Regions from separate parts of the Homo sapiens genome. Here all the other regions are linked to region 3. Evidence: chromatin contacts called from ENCODE Hi-C or POLR2A ChIA-PET data. All regions are on one chromosome and are shown on one strand. Each heading gives the region's core, a stretch centred on a gene start or an enhancer-like site at or near the end of the contact. The rest is flanking DNA. Distances are from core to core; before and after follow the strand shown. Region 1 overlaps PDZD4 (PDZ domain containing 4). Region 2 holds the start of L1CAM (L1 cell adhesion molecule). Region 3 holds the start of SLC6A8 (solute carrier family 6 member 8).

The links. A loop is a pair of places that touch in the nucleus more often than their neighbours do. ChIA-PET counts read pairs that join two places held with the same protein, here RNA polymerase II (POLR2A). Pooled maps may share reads with other maps.
Region 1: a loop to region 3 is called in a pooled map, with 3 times the contacts of the local background. The contact joins the enhancer-like site here to the promoter of SLC6A8 in region 3. A Hi-C loop is called at or near these places in 1 of 50 pooled maps. POLR2A ChIA-PET finds 5 or more read pairs at or near these places in 2 of 52 experiments (A673 and WTC11).
Region 2: a pooled map shows a loop between it and region 3 (5-fold over the local background). The contact joins the promoter of L1CAM here to the promoter of SLC6A8 in region 3. A Hi-C loop is called at or near these places in 1 of 37 single-sample maps with no recorded cell type and 6 of 50 pooled maps. POLR2A ChIA-PET finds 5 or more read pairs at or near these places in 2 of 52 experiments (BJ and WTC11).

Annotation. Positions count from the first base shown.
Region 1 is chrX:153,818,113-153,821,976 of GRCh38, reverse strand. All of the region lies in intron 1 of PDZD4 (PDZ domain containing 4), which reads left to right. Among named protein-coding and RNA genes, the nearest start is that of PDZD4, 10 kb to the left of the region's middle. RefSeq lists a silencer at 2,773-2,932. Within about 2 kb of position 2,462, at least 3 of the 41 ENCODE cell types and tissues checked have a DNase peak (open chromatin) inside an H3K27ac peak, as active enhancers do; they include A673, where a contact is called at or near this core.
Region 2 is chrX:153,884,838-153,888,916 of GRCh38, reverse strand. L1CAM (L1 cell adhesion molecule) reads left to right here and starts at 2,744. Exons shown (of 29, transcript NM_001278116.2): 1 at 2,744-2,852. It overlaps L1CAM-AS1 (L1CAM antisense RNA 1), which reads right to left. Exons shown (of 7, transcript NR_130768.1): 4 at 3,481-3,554; 5 at 2,940-3,109; 6 at 1,860-1,954; 7 at 1-420.
Region 3 is chrX:153,685,328-153,689,175 of GRCh38, reverse strand. It overlaps SLC6A8 (solute carrier family 6 member 8), which reads right to left and starts at 1,250. Exons shown (of 13, transcript NM_005629.4): 1 at 340-1,250. The coding sequence starts at 601. It also overlaps a transcript of PNCK not described here.

The DNA of each region.
Region 1 (3,864 bases), core at 1,213-3,712, 130 kb before region 3:
CTCTAGTGATCCGCCTGCCTCGGCCTCCCAAAATGCTGGGATTACAGGCGTGAGCCACCGCGCCCGGCCTCCTTTCTGCTTCTGAGCCAGGACTATGGAGGTGTCTGAGAGGCCGCCGCTCTCCCGGAAAGGTGGGGGCCAGGTGGATTGATGAGACTTCAGCAGACCCTGGGCTTCGGGGAGGGAAGGAGAAGTGAGGGGAAAGAAAGATGCCCTCATGCAGAAGGCCTTCGTTGAGGTCTGCCCTGGTTCCTCCAGGGCGCGCTCTGAGTCAGTACAGCGCCACCCTCCACCCGAAGTCCTTGTTAAGGTGCACTTTCTGACTGAGCCACTAGCATGGGGCCTGGGATTCTGCACTTCTCACAAGCTCCCAGGTGATGTGGATCCCACTGGCTGTGAGTAGCCAGGGCCTTGGGTAGGGACCGGGAGTAGATCTATGGTAGCCCCAAACCACATTAACATGGGTGGTGAAGTGAGGTGTTGTTTTTTTTGTTTGTTTGTTTTGTTTTTTTTTTTTACAAATAGAGGGTAAAAATTGTTTACAAATAGAGGGTAAAAAAACACACATAGAGGGTAAATCAGAACATCCAGGAGTCGTTGCCTACGTGAGGGCTTTACAGGACATAACTTGTTCTTCCCTGCCATGTGCAGCTAACTGACCCCCTTCCCTGTCACCGGCACCCCTACCGGTATACATGTCTCTCATGGACGCCCAGACACCCCTCCCCCGACTAACTGCTCAAAGGCCTTTGAGATGAAGCCCTCCCATGTTTCTGTCTCTCCTGCCCCCAGGCAGAAAGGGTGGGCACAGAGTTATGGAAGCGGGTGGTGTGGCTTGCCCAGGAGGCCACAGTTGGGGGCGTGGGCAGCCATGCTACTTGCCGGGCCTGTCACCTCTTTGTCCCTGCTAGAATTCTAACATGTTGGTGGAGACATTTTGCAGCCACCAATGCAGTAATTAATTCAGGCAAAAATCATCACTGGATGCCAAAACCATTAGATGTAAGGTCGTTGGGGACAGAATATTCACAAAGTCTCCAAATATTACCCCAAATTACCTGTGAATCAGGAAGGGAAACTGCGTCTTTACAGAGGAGAGATCTGGCAGCTGCCACCTGGACCATGTGATCAAACAGCCTCCCCAACAGTGGGGCAGCCTGACCCTGCCAGCCGCCAGATGCAGGGCTGGGGAGGAGACATACAGCATCTCCTGCAAGGTGCTCTTGTCAAAACGCTCAGCCTGAATCTCACCGCGGGAATGAATCAGGCAAATTCAGACTCTGGCGCATTCTATAAGGACTGGTCTCTTCCAAGAAGTCATTCCCATTAAAGTAAAAAATATATATATTTTTTTCTAGATTAGAGAGGAGACATAATAACTAGAGACCTAACAACCGAATGTAATATGTGTGCTTCTTGATTGAATCCTAGATTTTTTGTTTGTTTGTTTTGTTTTTGAGATGGAGTCTCTCTGTGTCACCCAGGCTGGAGTGTGATGGTGTGATCTCAGCTCACTTCAACCTCTGCTTCCTGGGTTCAATCAATTCTCCTGCCTCAGCCTCCCAAGTAGCTGGGACCATAGGCTGCACCACCACGCCTCGCTTTTTTTTTTTTTTTTTTTTTTTTTGAGATGGAGTCTTGCTCTGTCGCCCAGGCTGGAGTGCAGTGGCACGATCTCGGCTCACTGCAACCTCCTCCGCCACCCGGGTTCAAGTGATTCTCCTGCCTCAGCCTCCCTAGTAGCTGGAACTACAGGTGCAAGCCACCACGCCCGGCTAATTTTTGTATTTTTAGTAGAGACGGGGTTTCACCATATTGGCCATGCTGGTCTCGAACTCCTGACCTTGTGATCTGCCCGCCTCAGCCTCCCAAAGTGCTGGGATTACAGGCATGAGCCATTGTGCCCAGCCTCAAATCCTAGATTTTTAAAAAAAGCTATAAGGGTGTTAGCGGGACAGCTGGGGAGATGTGAGGCTGGCCCATTGTATGAGTGCGGAATTCCGTGCTAAGGGTGTTGTGGTTCCACGGAGAATGGGACTGATGGCATCTTGCTTTCAAATGCTTCTGCACATGTGTGTGTAGAAACCCCGAGAGCAGGTGTGGGGAATCTGCAGATGTTCCCACATGCTTGTGGGCGGACAATTTTCAAAATCCCGAGCTGGGGAAACATGAATGGGGACTTTGCTGGGTCACTGAGTGGGTGAATGTAGTGAGCCTGCGGCTTCTCCTTTCTCCTCTGATGCTCTACTCGTTGGGAGATCCCCCGATGCCTGACTTGGCCTGGAAGCTACAGTCACAACTGCTTCCAAGGTGTCCTGGATACTCCAGACGGCAGAGCTGAGAGCCAGCAGGCAGGTCAGAGCTCGGCCCCGGGCAGAGGATAACTTCCTGTCTCTGTCCTTCCCCAGCTTGTTTCCTACTCTACAGCAGTGGGGTAAGGGGAGTCCGAAGGTGGCAGCCCCCCCACCTCCGTGGCAGCCACGGGGGCCCCTGGAAGTGATGTGGCTTCACCTCCCATCCCGCGCGTTGCCAGTGAGAGTGAAAGGGGTCGCAGGCGCCGTGTGACAAGCACTTGGGATTGCGAGTCTCCCAGGCCACAACTGTTTTCTTAGCCTCTCCGGCCTCTCTTCTCGGCTTCCCAGAGATTCCTGATCAGCAAGAGGGCGTCGCGCCCCACCCGGCTGTGCGCCTGCCACCGCTGGGTGCAGGAGGGTGCCTGGGGCAGAGCCTGGAAACAGAGCTCAGCCTCCGACGGGGTTGGCGGGGCGGGCGGGCAGGAGTCCTGCCAATACAGCCACCAGCGTGGCGGCGCCGGGACGAGTGTGGTCCGCCCTGCTCCCGCAGCCGCAGCCACCCCGCCGCCGTCGCGGCGCGCTCTTTGTCTGCGGCTCCGGGCTCAGGGGGCGGGGCGAGCGCGCCTGGGGCTCCGCCCTCTCCGCCTAGGGCGCCCCGCTTCCCGCGTCCCCTAAGGCCCGCCAGTCCCTTGCCCAGCGGGAGATCGCCGCCCCACAGCGACTGCCCGTGGGGCCGACTTCGCGTCATGCCTGCCTCGCCTGCCCGGTGTTGCCCCCTCCCCTGTCCCTGTGTCCCCCCTCCCTTGCCCGCATGTCCCCCTCATGCGGGGAAAGCGGTGCCAGCACTTTCCCTGGCCTTGCGAATTGCTCTTCCATCGGTATTCAGCCGCCCCTCTGATGTTCCTGAAAACCCAACCTGCTCCTTCTCTGCAAAAAGCTCCGGAAGGCTGTGTCGATGCAGGTCGAGCTTCCCCACCCGGCCCCCTCCCACCTTTTAGCAAATCCAGAGGCCCCACCTTCGCCCTCCCCTCCCGGGCTCCGACCCAGTGCATTGAGCAGCTCCTCGGCTTCCCTCCCGGGACTTTCTAGTCTCTCTCCCCAACCGGCTCAGTGTCAGGGTGCCCCAGGACTCTCCTTGGGCCTCTCCTGTTCTTGACTACATTCACTCCCTAGGTGAGCTCCTCCATCTCATGCTTTTGCTTTTTAAATTTTTATTTATTTATTTTTAAATTTTTATTATTTTTGAGACAGGGTCTCAGTCCGTTGCTCAGGCTGGAGTGGAGTGGCACAATCACGGCTCACTGCAGCCTTGACCTCCCAATGCTCAGGTGATCCTCTTGCCTCAGCCCTACCGCCTGCCCCCTACCTCCTCCACCACTTGGGGCTACAGGAGCGAGACACCACGCCCAGCTTCATCTCATGATTCTTTTTTTGTTTGAGACGGAGTCTTGCTCTGTTGCCCAGGCTGGAGTACAGTGGTGTGATCTGGGCTCACTGCAACCTCCACCTCCTGGGTTCCAGTGGTTCTCCTGCCTCAGCCTCCCAAGTAGTTGGGATTACAGGTGCCTGC
Region 2 (4,079 bases), core at 1,495-3,994, 200 kb before region 3:
CACTGTAGCCTCAACCTCTTGGGCTCCAGCGATCCTCCCACCTCAGCCTCCTGAGTAGTTGGGACTACAGACATGCACCACCATGCCTAATTTTAAAATTTTTTTTGTAGAGACGTGGTCTCGCTGTGTTGCCCAGGCAGGTCTCAAAGCTGATTTTTAAAAAGACAAGAATTGTTAGACAGAATCAAACCAAACCAAAACCCAACTATGTGCTGTTTCCAAGCGCTACACCTGAGATATGAAGACACAGAAAGATTGAAAGGAGAACAGAGAAAGACACGTCTGGCTGAGCCCACCCCGCCTGCCTGCTGGCACTTCCTTACTGCCCCACTGTCGTCTGTGGCTTCTGCGTCTTCTGCATGCTCATCACAGGGTCAGAGTCTGGGGCTTCCCTTGTCCAGTCCACTGTGTCTATGAGGGCTGGGTCACAGGGAGCAGGGCTGTGAGAAGCACTTGACGTTGAAGGGAAAGAGACAGTCATCTGTCTACTTGGTGTCCCCCTAACCTCCAACAGCAAGCACATGGCAGTGGGGGGGTGGCTTGCCTCTTGTTCAGGGCCAGTCCCTCCTGCTTCTCCTGGGACTTGCTCTGCCCTTGGTCTTCTGTCACTCTTGCTCTTGCTCCCATTGGCTCCTCCACTTCATTACATGGAAGTGAGAATGGGCATCGTGGTCAAGCAGAAGGGAATTCAAGTCCGAGTTCTGCCATTTACCTTCTGGGCTATCTTGGGTGGGTCATTTGACCCCTCTGAACCTTGGTTTCCTCATCTGTGAAATGGGGGCACTGATAGTGCCAATTTCTTCCTGGTTGCATGACTGCCCCTCTCTGGACCTTGGGTACCTCACTGGGAGAGTGAGGATAATAACAGCACCATCATCTGGGGTGTGTGTGTGGATGCAATGAGCCAGTGGAGAGAAAGAGACCTTCCTAACTGTGCTTGCTGGACCCAGCCTTGAGCTCTGTGGGCTTTGGTTTTCTCATCTGTAACGTGGGGCGAATGCTTCAACAGACCTCCCCAGGTTGGTGTGCAATTTAAATGTGCAGGAAATGTAACGATGGCAGGTCCATGGCTGTGCTCAGGAAATGTGATGTCGTGTAATCCTAGTAATGAATTTTTTGTTACCATAAATGGACCCATCACTACACATTAGCAGGTGCGTATAAACGGGCTCTATTCCCTGCTTACTTCACCATCCTGATGGGCATCAAACCCTAGATTAGGTAAAGGATTTGCAGAAGTTGGGGCTTGGAGGAAAGGCTGGGAACGTAGGGAGTGAGTGGAGGCAGCAACTGGAAAGGAGAGAGGCCTATCAGAGTTCAGATCAGCAAAGGCAGGAAGCTGACCACAGCTCAGTGCCTCATGGAAAGTACGCCCTCTTGGCCCAGCTCATGAGCCTGCTGGCCTCGTGACCCAGGCGGGCTCAGTTTCCTCTGCTGTCACCTGAAGATGCCCTGCAAGTGCCCCCACTCTGGAAGCAGTCTCCCTAGCCGTCCGTCTTCACTCAGGTGCCTAGTCTTGTCCATTCTCCTCCTAAAGGCTGGGCAAACATGGCATCCAGACCCTCTCTGAGCACAGATGGGTCCACCCCAAGCTTCCCATTCCAGGGGAACTGAAGCTGGCACTATGGGGGTGGGGCATCCAAGCCAGGATGCCAGGGCTGCTCCCATGTGGGCCCTCCAGGGCCCCACACCACTTGGGGAGTCTTGTGAGACTGAGTCGAGGGCCCCTGGAATGCTTCACTGGGCAACAGGCATGCCCATAAAAATACCGTGGCCGCCAGATCTGCAATCTGCCATCGGGGCCCTAGGCCTTCCTAGCCCTGAGGCTGCAGCCAGCTCGCCGGCTCCGGAATTCTTACCCCCTCCATTTTGCTTCCTCGCCTGTGAGGTCATGGCCTTGAGCCTAGGAGGGGGCACTGGGGAGGAGCTCCTTCCTTCTCGATCCTGTGCAGGGCTGCGGGGGAGAGTGGGAGAGAGTGGAGTCGGCGGGAAAGGTCGAATGGGGCCAATCCCGAGGACAAAGAAATAAGACACCAGAGAGCTGGAGGAAAATCTGGGAGTTGGGGGTGGCAGTTCGAGGGATACCCTCTCCCAGACCCTGTCTCCCCTGGGCTCGCCTCCTACCCTGCCGCCCACCTGGGCTCTGGGGTGCGCAGGAGCCGGTGCTCCGCGGCGCCTCCCCAACACGCTGAGGACGAAGCCCCCGCACCCCTCCCAACAGGACCCTGACTGGGCCCTCAGGATCGGGGGGCATTCGGGAGAGGTCCCGGGAGTCCTGCCCTGTGTGTGTGTGTTGGGGGGGCGTTGCGTGCAGGTGCCCATCGCTGGCCGGCGCCGTCGAGGGCCAGGCCGAGGCTAAGGGAGCATCCCCTTCCTTGCCGGACTCCTCTCTCCACCGCCCGGCCCCAGGCCTCTGGGAGCACTCTCGCCCCGCGATTCCCGCTCCGAGCTTTCACAGCGGGCTCCCTTGCGCTGGGGCTGAGGACACTCTCCGGCCGGAGACTCCCGGTCTGCGGGGAAGGGGGTCTGGCGGGACCCGTCGGCTGGGGTCCCGCTGAGCTCCCGGAGTGGGCTGCCCGGGGGCCCCCAGCCCAAGCCGCGCTCGGCTGGCACCAGGGGCTAGGGTGCGGCGGGGCGGGGCGGGGCGGGGCGGGCGGCCGGGGAGGTGATCTCACTCCTCCCTCCCTCTCCTCCCCGGCGCTCCCCTCCCCCGCCCCTGCGCGCACGCCCGCCCCGCCCCGCCACAGCCGCTGCTGCCGCAGCATCGGCATCGCAGACGCGCTCGGGCGGCGGGTCCGAGGCCGGCGTGCGCGGAGGCTGGGCGGGCAGCCCGAGCGGTGGCCGCAGCGCAGGTAAGGCGGGCTGGCCTCCCCGTGCGACCCGGGCCGCGGCCGCGATCCCCCGGCGACACCACACCGCTCTGCCCGGGGTGCACGGACCAGGGAGTCCCGGCCCGGTCCGGCCCGCGGTAACCGGCGTTGCTGCCGGAGCCCCACCCATGCCGGGCGTCGGGCTCCGGGCACCGCGGGCTGTAAGCGGGGCGGGGGAGGGATGCCGGGTGCCCGAGCCCGACAGGTGAGGGGTAACCTGCGGGGCCCCAGATGCTGGCCTGGGCGGGAGAACAGGGCGGGGGGCGTCAGGCAGGGTCTGTGTGGGCAGGCGGGGGCTGAAGTTGGCGGGTCCCCGTGCGTGTGTGCGTGTCTGAGAAAGGAAGCCAGATCGGGTCGAGCGCTCCCCCACAGGCCGCCGTGGGGTGTGGCCCTGGGCGTGGCTGCCCCTCATCCCCAGCCGAGAGCTCAGTTTGGTTGAAAATCCCGGCTGACAGCGTGGTGAGGGGTAGATCGGGATAAGCCGCCCCTGCAATGGGGGGAGGGGAGTGAACGGGACTGGGCGCTGCCTGCCCCTCCGCCCCAAGGTTGGGGGGGCTTTGTTCTCCTCCTTCTTCTTTCCAAATCCCAGCCTGGGCTCCTCCGGGCTCACCCGAAAACCTGCCGCAGAGCCAGGGGCTCCTCCCCGGAGGCGTAGGGCGCCTCTGGAGCCCGTTTCCACAGGCTCTGTGGCCAGTCAGGGCTGGAGTGGGTGAGGTCGGTTCGGGCACCCACTGCTGTGCCTCCCGTGCATGGGTGTCCATCAGGTAGGGTCCATCAGGTAGGGGTGAGGGAAGGTGGGCCTCACTGGCTCAGGCGGTCCCTGCGCACTGCAGGTCTTTTGCCCACTGCCACATCTTCCTATCTCTGTGCGGTTATGGGAGGGGTCAGCGATTCCTATTCCCTCCATTCCAGGTCAGACTTTTGGGGCCTCTTGGTTGGCAGGGATTGCAAAGAACACGCACTACAATCCATTGCCCCCGACAGGGTATCTGGACCCCCCACCTATCACTGTCCCTCTCAGGAAGGCAGGCCTAGAGCCATCTGCCCCCTTCTCCAGAAGGAGTGGGGGCCTGGCACCCCCCAGGTAGATACCCTGCCCCTGTTAACCCCACCCTGAGGGCAGGGGCATCGGGGCAGCCCAGTGCCATCTCTGCTGACTCATGTGGCCCTGACGTAAATCAGTGCAGTCCGCCCTTCTTCCCCTGGGGG
Region 3 (3,848 bases), core at 1-2,500:
GGGGGCAGCCAGGGCTCCTTACCTCGCGGAGACCCCAAGGCGCAGGCCTGCTTTCCCACCTCGGCGGCCAATCGCTCCTCCCAGCCCGGGAGTCTGGGGGGCAGCCTCGCGGGCATCGCCGGCCCCCTCCCCCCACCATGCCAGGCACATGACTGCGAGGGGGGTGGAGGCGCCCGGCCCGGCCACCGAGCGGCAGCGGCGGACGAGGGGCGGCCCCGACCCCCGCGTGCCCGGGGGCCACCCGTTGCCCGGACTTCACCCCTCCGCGGCGGCTCCGGGGGTCGGGCGGGGGCCGGCGGCCTGCTGGGGGAGGAGGCCGCGGCGGGCGGGGGAACTCACCTCCGCCGTTCTTGTAGCACAGGTAGGGGAAGCGCCACACGTTGCCCAAGCCCACGGCGAAGCCCACGCACGACATGATGAAGTCCATCTGGCGCGTCCAGGTCTCGCGCGGCGGCACGGCCAGGCGGCCGCCGGGTGTCCCCAGGCCCACGGGGCCGTCGCCCTTGGCCGGGGCCCCGTCGGGCCCGGGCGCGATGAGGGGGCCCTTCTTCTCGTCGCCGGACACGCTATAGATGCCGTTCTCGGCGCTCTTCTTCGCCATGGCCTCGGCGGGCCGCACGGCCGGGCCGGGGTCGCGGCGCCTCACGGGGGGCGGCGGTCAGGCGGGGGGCACCGGCGGCACCGGGGAGGGCCCCGAGGGCGCGGGCCGGCCGGGGGCCGGGGGGCGGCCGGGCCGGGGGACGGGGCGGCGGGCGGGCGGCGGGGTGCGGGGCGCGGGCGGCGCAGTCAGAAGCAGTCCACGAAGCACTTGAAAGTGAGCCTGAAGAATCTCATGTGTGTCGGGGGCCCGGGGGCGCGCGGGCGGCGGCGGGGCCCGGCCGGGCGGCGGCGGCGGCGGCGGCGGCTCCCGAGGCTCCTGCCCGCGGCTCGGGCGGCGGCGGCTGCGGCGGCTCCTCGCCCGACCCGAGGCTCAGCCTAGCGGGGCGCGGGCGACATCGGCGCCCGCGGTCTGCAAGCGGCGGCCGGAGCAGGGGCCTGTGGCCCGCGCCCCCCGCCCCGGCCGGGGCCCGCGGAGGCTGCCCGGCTGGCCCGCGACTCCGGTGGCGGTGGTGGCGGCGGCGGCGGTGGCGGCGGCGGCGGCGGCTCGGGCGCGCCTCGCCCTCTCCTTCCCGGCGGCGGCGGCTGCAGCCGCTCTCGGGGCCGCGGCGGGCTCAGCGACTCGCCACCTCGCTCCGACTATCCCTCTCTTCCCCGTCCCCGGCCGGCCGCCGCTTAAAAACCGACTCCGGGGTGATGTCACTATCGCCCCACCCCCACGGCCGGCCGGCCCCCCTCCCCCTCCCCCTCCCGCATCCCTCCCTCCCGCCCTCCTCGTCACACTCCGCCCACCTCCTCCCTGCCCTCCTCCCGGGGAGGAGACGCCGCTCCAGCGGGAGGCAGGATGGTTGCTACCTGGGGCGGCCGCCAGCTCCTCCCGCAGGGCTCCGGGCCGCCCCTCGCCCCAGGGTCGCCGGCTCCTAGTGCAGCCCAGGCTTCCCGGCCGGCCCCTCCCAGCCCTGGGAAGACGTCCCCCGGGCCCCCTCAGCCCTCCGCCTCCCCTTCTCTCCCTTTCTCCCCGCTCCTGGCAGGCTGCAGCCGTCTCCTCCCGGTGCTCCCTCCTTCCTTGAGCTCTCTCCACCGCTGCCCACTGGGGGCTACAGCTTCCCGGCTACCCTGGAAGCTGGAGGCCGGGACCAGCTCTTCAGGTGACAGGCCTCTGTGTCTCCACAGTGGGCAGAGGGGAGCCTGCCTGGCTGATGAGCAAGCCTCGACTTTGTCATCAAGGCAGAGAAGGGGCCCGGGTAAATGACCCCGGCGGCCCCCACCCCTGCCTGGCGTGAGAGTGGGTAGGGGCTTCGGACTTGAGGGGACTGGAGCGGGAACAAGGCAAGGCTGCCCCCTGGTGCCTGGCAGGTGCACAGACCCTTCCCCAAAGGCCTCAGGCCTGAGGTCCTGGCTGCCCGCCCCCCACCCACCCCGTGTTCCTCTCCCCAGGACCCCCCAGGCCTCCCTAGCAAGAGCCAGCTTGTTGGGCTGCCTCTCCGCCGCCAGCTGAGCAGCTTGTTTAGAATTTTCTAGGGCTAAGAGTAGCCTGGGGGTGGGGTGGGGAAGGAAGTGGTCATTGTCCTGGCCTGGGAGGTAAAGTGTGCCCCCCTCAGCTTCAAGCTCCCTGATCTGATCGTGGACACTGCAGTCCCCAGATGGCTCATCCCGTTAAGCTAAGCCCGCGGCCATCCGTCCAGCTTTAGGAAGAAAAGCAGTTCCGGCCCAAGCCAGATTGAGCTTGCTGGGTGAGGGAGGGACAGTGTCCCCACCCAGGCTTGGAGGAGGAGCCTCAAGGGGTGTGTGTGGTTGGGGGAGACAGGCGGTGTCACCTGTGCTTAGACCAGGGGTGGTGGGTGGGTACCCCTGAGGTGGCAAGGTCACACTGCTCATCAGAAGTTTCTCACTAGGGTCTTCTCTGGCCCAGCCTTTGACTGAAGCTGGTCTGGAGACAGGGGCATTAGAGAAGTGACTCATAGATGGCCTAAAGAAGCGGGGCCACTCAAGGACCCAGGACAGAGGGAAGAGGGCCAACCCAGCTGGACCACAGGCAAACCCCATTGCCTTTGAGAGAAAGAAGAGGACCCGGTGAAGTAGGCTCGGAGGGCCTCAGCCCAGCAGGAGTGCGGGGTGGGCGCGTGATGTCATCGAAGGGAGGACGGTGACCTGGGGGAGGGCCGCTTTGAGGGAGAGTGCAGGCCACGGCCAGACAGCTCTGGGAGCCGCGGGCAGGGGAGACTTTCAGATGTTGCTTGTCAAAGGGGTGGGGGTGGAAGGGAGAGAAAGCAGAGGCTCGAGAAGGATGTAGGAGAGCTGATGGCACTTTGGGGAAGTGACCACTGCTGCGGTTACTCCTCCGGTGGGTTCCGAGGCCAGGGACAGGATCATGAGGGAGTCGCCACCCCTGACTGCTGCTGCCTTTGTGAGATCAGAGGAGGCCGAGGCAGAGGGCGAGGTGGCCAGGCTGGAGGGTACTGGAGACAGAAGTGAAGGGTGGGGGGCTGTCCAGAATGGCTGCCACTGCTCCATGGACCCTCGGAGTGGGAGCCCCCACATCTGAGGGGAGGTCCAGTGGGCCCCCATACCTGACTCCCACGACCTCCTGGAACTGGGCTCTTCTCCAGGCAGCCACCCCTTCCCACACCCACCTTCTTCCCCGCCCTTTGCCAGCCCAGCCTGGGGTGCACCCACTACCAGCCCCTGGGCCAGGCCCTGCCTCCCGCCCCCAGCTGGTCTGGACCCCATAGTGACTGTGAACTCCTCCTCACGGCCTGGGCCAGACCCCAAACTGCATTCTCTGAGCAGCCAGAGGGACCCTCCTGAAGCACAAATCTGACCAGCCCCTCCTTTATCTCATCCCTTCTTTGGGCTTTTCTGTGCCCTGGAGGTAGAACTAAATTTTTCTCCAAGACTACGAGATGGAGTGTGATGGGGCTGTGCCCTCCCAGCCTCGGGGCGTTCCCCCTGAGTTTTCCCTCCACGCGGGGCCCACAGCCTGGGCTTCCCTTTCTCTGCTGACCTCCAGGACTCTGTCCCAGGAGGCTCCTGAGGGAGGTTCAGGAACCCTCCCCACGTCGGCCACCCTGGGAGCCGCCCCTGCCCAGCCAGGGCGAGCTGGGCCTCTTTGAGCAGTGCATGAAGTTCAGGCTGGTAAGGCTGGAGTTCCCGGCGGGGAGCTCCGGCCGGAGCTCTGGTCTCTGTCACAGGCTCTGACCCGGGCGGCCAGTGACAGGGTCTTCTGAGGCTGCTCCCACGAGCTGCTGAGC